Linked DNA regions of Homo sapiens: region 1 is linked to region 2. Evidence: chromatin loops called from intact Hi-C (ENCODE). Cell type or tissue: Calu3. All regions are shown on one strand. Links, peaks and the distances in the headings refer to the core of each region. The heading gives the core; the rest is flanking DNA.

Region 1 (2,916 bases), core at 181-2,680, 180 kb before region 2:
ATTCACAGTGTCACAAATATTTGGAGTTGGGACAAAGAGGCAGATTATAAACATTCACAAGGGTCTTGTCAATGGTTTCTAGATTCTATGATCTCCCAGGGAAAACCCCACTGTGGCACACACACAGGGAGAAGGCAGAGATGGAAAATCATGCACGAGGTGGATCACTTAATTTGCTCACAACGGATCGAAACCAGTCATCTCCAGCTTCCTCTTTTAATTTTCCACACCTGAATTCCCTTTATGGGATTCTCAGTTTTTCCTTTTCCAATTAGAAAATGATGCCCAAAATAGAAACAGCTCAGAAAAGGAAAGGATTATATTCCCACCACTGTATAACACTACAGCTTTTCAAAGAGTTGACAGAGAAAGAAAGGAAAGAATGAGATGAGCGAGCAAAAAATGGAGCATTTCCGGGGCACTTGGGAGGGTGAGAGACAGGCAGTGAGAAAGGCATGAAGAACTTCACAGTTCAACTTAGAACCTAGGCTGCTTTTTTACATAAAATAAATGAGATTACTGTACTGTACTACACTACATCAACTGAACCTCTGCCATGGGAGGATACGAGTATTTTATGCAAAGGAGGATGTACGATAGCTTCCGTGTTTCTGCATTGGGAGGGAAAAAGTTTTTGACAAAAAAAAAAAAAAAAAAAAGAAACCCAAAGATAGGTTAGTCTTCCTACAAGACGCAAAGGGGAAAGTGCTGATCAAGCAGACCACACACTGGGTAAGATCCCTTTCATGCTGCTACAGCATCTTCACAGTTCTTTTTTGTTTTTTTAAATGACCTAGCAATCAATCATTTAAAGTTGTGTGACTAATGCCTATATTTTGGCTGGAAACTCCACTGAGGCAGGGACCTGTTTGCCTTTTCTTCACATTATCCTGGGCAATTGACACTCACTCATTAGCCCACAAGAGGTGGTTGAAGAGACAACCCTATTTATACAAAGACAGAAGGAGAAAACACAGAAAGGACCGAGGGGAGAGAAAAAACTTCCCGAGGGAGGACAATGAAAATTCAGAGAAGGCATTCCCATCATAAGTTACTCCCAGCAGAAATCTTCAGAACATGTTAGAAGGATTCAAAGCTGGCCTTTGCAAATAATTGTTAGGTTTATATGAAACTGAATTGAAAACTAAAACTCTGAGCAATTACACAAACAGGGACTACACTTTTCTTTGTGTGTTAATAAGGGACCTGTTGGCACTGGAAAAGAAATGTCATACTCCAGTGCCAGTTGAGCCTTCAAATAACTGAGGCTCTGGCTGACATTCTGACCACAACCTCCTGAGACACCCTGAGCAGGAACTACCTAGCTAAGGTGCTTCCCAACTCCTAACATGTGGGGGATCAGTCAGATTGGTGGGAAAAACTATAGGGAAAGGACACAAACCTTCTGAAAGGTCGAAAGGTTCTGCAGAGCCCCGGAGGAGAACAGGTGAAGGCAGCTGTTCTATAAAACTGAGGCAGAGGGCAAGGAGTAGGTACAAAAGAATGTGGGGGAATTTATCTTAAACAAGCTTGCTTACTTGTGTTGACCAGGAACTGACCTTTGATCATCTATGTACACCTGACATTCCCTGAAAGGCGAACAATGAATGTTAATTACCTACAGGTAGTGTTGGCTCCAGGTTTTTGGCACTGTGCCTGCACTGAATAAAAGCAAGCAGCTCCAGCTTCTCAGGGCTGCTCTCTGGCCACTAGAGCCAGGCAGTCACCTAGGTGCTCTCACACTGCTTACCTGTGTCTGAGTACTCATTTCATCCATCTGCCACAGTCTGTGAGACAGACCCGGTACCAACATAATAAATACACGTTGTTTCAAATCTGTAGATTCTGGAGTCATTTGTTATGCTGAAGAGTCTTTTATAAGACAATGATGATTTTTCTACTGTAATCTAACTGTGTTGTTGGCTAACCTGAGTTCCTCTCACCATGCCTGAAATAGAGCCACTGTTGGGTTAGGCTTGAGAAATGTACCAAATGTAGTAGAACCATGTTCTGATACTGGCCATGGTTTTTATCCAATGAGGATACAAAACCACTGCCTAGGTCATTAGAAAAAAATGCATTGTTCTTAATCTGACAGAAACAGTAAATTATTAGCTTGGCTTTTCCTGTCATAACCCTTCCCTACTATAATCCTTAACTCCTTTTCAGAACTCCCTGGGACTAGATGTATTTCAGAATTCAAAATTTTACAAATTTCAGAAAGGTATCTTCAGTGAGGTCTGGGGCAGCAACTTGTAGTCAGATACATTAATATTTCTTCCATGAAATGCATTACTATTCAAATCAAATGGGATAAAGGAAGACTAGAAAAAGCCTAGAGTTTTGCCACCAAATATGTTCAGTTTTGGTTGGATTTTGCCACCAAGTTAGTTATGAAGAACTTTTGTTTTTCAGAGTTTTTCTAATGTAGGACTGTGAATAAGGGACTGTAAACCTCTACTAGTGTTACATTAAAGTTTCCCTCCCTCATCTTTTTCTCATGTTTCTTCTTTCCCAATTGCTATTTGGTCACTACTTTTGGTCTACTTACTGGGAAATGCTTTCTTTAAATAGCTTGAGTTTTCATCTAGTTCAGCAGTTCTCAAACTTGACTGCACATTAGAATCATTTGGAGAGGTTTAAAAAAAATACTGATATTTAGGCCCCAACTAAATCAGAATCTCGGGATTGAACCAGGCATCAGTGTGCATTGTTGTTTCCAAGATTCCTAGGTGATTCTATTGCATCCAGGGTGAGAAATCACTGCTCTATTCAACAAGTATCTTACTTTCTCCAAGGCCCCATATTTCGACCTTCATTTCAACTGAAAATTTTTAGTCTGTACTTTGTCCTCCTCTAATTTAATTCATTTGTAAAGGAACGTGGCCTTCACTGTATTTAGATATAAAATTATGC
Region 2 (2,916 bases), core at 250-2,749:
TTAGTTTATTTCTATTTCTGTGAAGAATGTCATTGGTATTTTGATAGAGATTAAATTAAATCTGTACACTGCTTTGGGTAGTATGGACATTTTAACAATATTGATTATTCCTATCCATGAACATTGAATATTTTTCTATTTTGGGGTGTCCTCCTCAATTTCTTTCATCAGTGTTTTACAGTTTTCATTATAAAGATCTTTCACTTCTTTGGTTAATTCCTAGATATTTAATTTTGTGACTACTGAAAATGGGGGCCCGGCACAGTGGCTCATGCTTGCAATCCCAGCACTTTGGGAGGCCAAGGTAGGCAGATCACCTGAGGTCAGGAGTTCAAGACCAGCCTGGCTAACATGGTGAAACCTTGTCTCCACTACAAATGCAAAAAAATTAGCCAGGTGTGGTGGCACATACCTGTAATCCCAGCTACTCAGGAGGCTGAGGCACAAGAATTGTTTAAACCCAGGAGGCAGAGATTGCAGTGAGCTGAGATTGCGTCACTGTACTCCAGCATGGGCGACAGAGATTCTGTCTCAAAAAAAAAAAAGAAAAGAAAATTACTTTTTCAGATTGTTCATTGTTGGCATTTTGTATGTTGATTTTGTATCCTACAGCTTTACTGAATTTATCAGTTTTAATAGTTTTTTTTTTGTGAAGTCTTTAGGTTTTTCCAAATAAAAGATCACATCATCTGCAAACAAGGATAGTTTGACTTTTGTCTTTCCAATTTGGATGCCCTTTCTTTATCCGATTGCTCTAGCTAGGACTTCCAGTATGACGTTGAATAACAGTGATGAAAGTGGGCATCCTTGTCATGTTCCAGATCTTAGAGAAAAGGTTTTGTTTTTCCCCATTTAATATAATATAGCTGTTGGTCTGTCACGTGGCTTTTTTTATGTTGAGGTATATTTTATCTCCAGTATTTTGAGGACTTTTATCGTGAAGGCATGTTGAATTTTATCAAATAATTTTTCAGCATCAATTGAAATGATATGGTTTTTATCCTTCATTCTGTTGATGTATCATATTGATTGATTTGTGTATGTTGAACAATCCTTGCATCCCAGGGATAAATCCCACTTGGTCATGACAAATGATTTTTCTAATATATTGTTGAATTTGGTTTGCTATTATTTTGTTGAGGATTTTTGCAGCAATATTCATAGGTATTGGCCTGTAGTGTTTTGTGGTTTTTTAAAAATGTATCTTTGTCTGGTTTTAGTATCAGAGTAATACTGGCCTCTTAGAACGAGTTTGGAAGTACACTCCTTCTCTATTTTTTGCATTAGTTTGAGTAGGATTGGTATTAGTGGTTCTTTAAATGTTTGGTAGAATTCAGCAGTGAAGCCATTGGGTCCCAGGCTTTTCTTCACTGGGATTCATTAGTAATTTAAACAGGGGAAATCCAGTATAAAGAACTGATAACCAGACAAAGGATGATTAACTCCTAAAAAGCATAAAGGAAAAGTTTAAGATATAATTGAGGTAGAAATTACAGAAGGCTGCTACCACCCTTGACTGAGGGAAAGGTAAGTAAGGAAAGACTCTGGAAGCGAGGGCGTGGCTACTGCAGGAAAGAAGAAACAGGCTGCCAGAGGGTGCTCGTCACAGCACCCTGAGAACTGTCACCACTGAAATGAACGCTCCTGAGACCCTCCACACTCCAATTTGCTCATATTTGTGTGAGAAACGGAAAGAAAGTGACCCCTCCCTTCCTTTCAGCTTTGCAGGCTCCCTGCAGCGCCCTCTATTGGCAGACAATCCCCCCCCTCCCCGCGCCATACACCAAACCCAAACCCGCCGGTCAAAGAAGAGCCGGTAATGCGGTAATGTGCAGATTCTAGCTTCAGGATCACAAAGCAAGACAAAAAGGACGGTTTGGAGCTGCAAGGCAATAAATTAACAACTGGAACAAACGTCAAGAGAAAAGTACAGTTAAAGGATTACAGAGAAAGGATAAATGACTTTTACTCTCTCCTCTCCCCAAATCAATAGATTGATAGGCTGGGTCCTGAGCGAACTCCTTCAGTCTCGGGGTAAAAACTGCAGAGTAAGCAGGAACTACATGGTTCCCTTGCAGTGATGCCCAGGGCTGAGAATCTTACCCCAAGCTCGAGAAATCTTCACTTTTCTATGCAAGCACAGGGAGCCCGTTTTCTCACGTGTTCAGGAAGAACAACCAGGATTTCTAAGGTGAGAATTATTTGTCTTCCTGGCAGTTGCTAATCCCAATACCAGTCCCTGGAGATTGCTTTTTTGCTGAGCTTTTTCTCCTTTGAATCCTGCCCAAGAAGAGTAGGAAGGCAGGGAACAGGGGATAAACTATTTTGATTTCTCATATTTCTGCTCTGTTTTGAAGTGAAACAATTTCATACAGCCCCCAGATTGGCACATGTTCCCCCTTCCACCAACTCCCCTGCAGTCTTTCTCACTGCAGTCAGGAAGACATTATTTTAAAAAATTCGTGTCAGTGCCAACCAACTGCGACAGGATTTTATTTCAAAAATCATTCTGTTGGCTTTCCTCGTATGAAACTCTCTGCCATAGTCTATAAAACACTCCATTACCCATCTCAACCATCTTTAGAAAGAAGCCTTCTGAAAGGTCTCATGATGTGCAGAAAGTACACTGGCTTAGGGTAGAAGGCTGAGGCATTTCCATTTCCAGCACCAACTGTGCTATGTGCATGAGAAAAATCACTCAGTTTCTTACTGCCTCCCTCAGCATTTCCCCCTGAACTCTACAGAGACCCCTTTGCAGTCATTGGCCTCAGGGAGGTTGTAAAGTACCATATTCATGTCGTTGAGATGGAAAGGACCAAGGGAATCTGTTAGGGCAGCTCTAGTCTACACAGCTCTGTACCTGAAGCTCTTTTCTGTGACTTTTAATTTATGTTACTTTCTGAAGTTTTAGTTCTA

The links. Peaks named below come from ENCODE experiments on the same cell type or tissue, not always from the same donor. Only the 100,000 strongest peaks of a DNase experiment are listed, where the experiment ranks them.
Region 1: a loop joins it to region 2, with 2.4 times the contacts of the local background. A loop is called at or near these places in 1 of 110 quality-filtered maps.

What each region holds. Positions count from the first base shown.
Region 1 is chr7:22,268,542-22,271,457 of GRCh38, forward strand. All of the region lies in intron 6 of RAPGEF5 (Rap guanine nucleotide exchange factor 5), which reads right to left. Among named protein-coding and RNA genes, the nearest start is that of RAPGEF5, 87 kb to the right of the region's middle. In Calu3, for the core only: no CTCF peak of the experiment used is centred there; a DNase peak (open chromatin) is centred at 1,650.
Region 2 is chr7:22,450,660-22,453,575 of GRCh38, forward strand. The region is part of intron 4 of STEAP1B (STEAP family member 1B); the gene reads right to left. Among named protein-coding and RNA genes, the nearest start is that of STEAP1B, 48 kb to the right of the region's middle. In Calu3, for the core only: a CTCF peak has its summit at 1,725 (motif pointing left); a DNase peak (open chromatin) is centred at 1,752.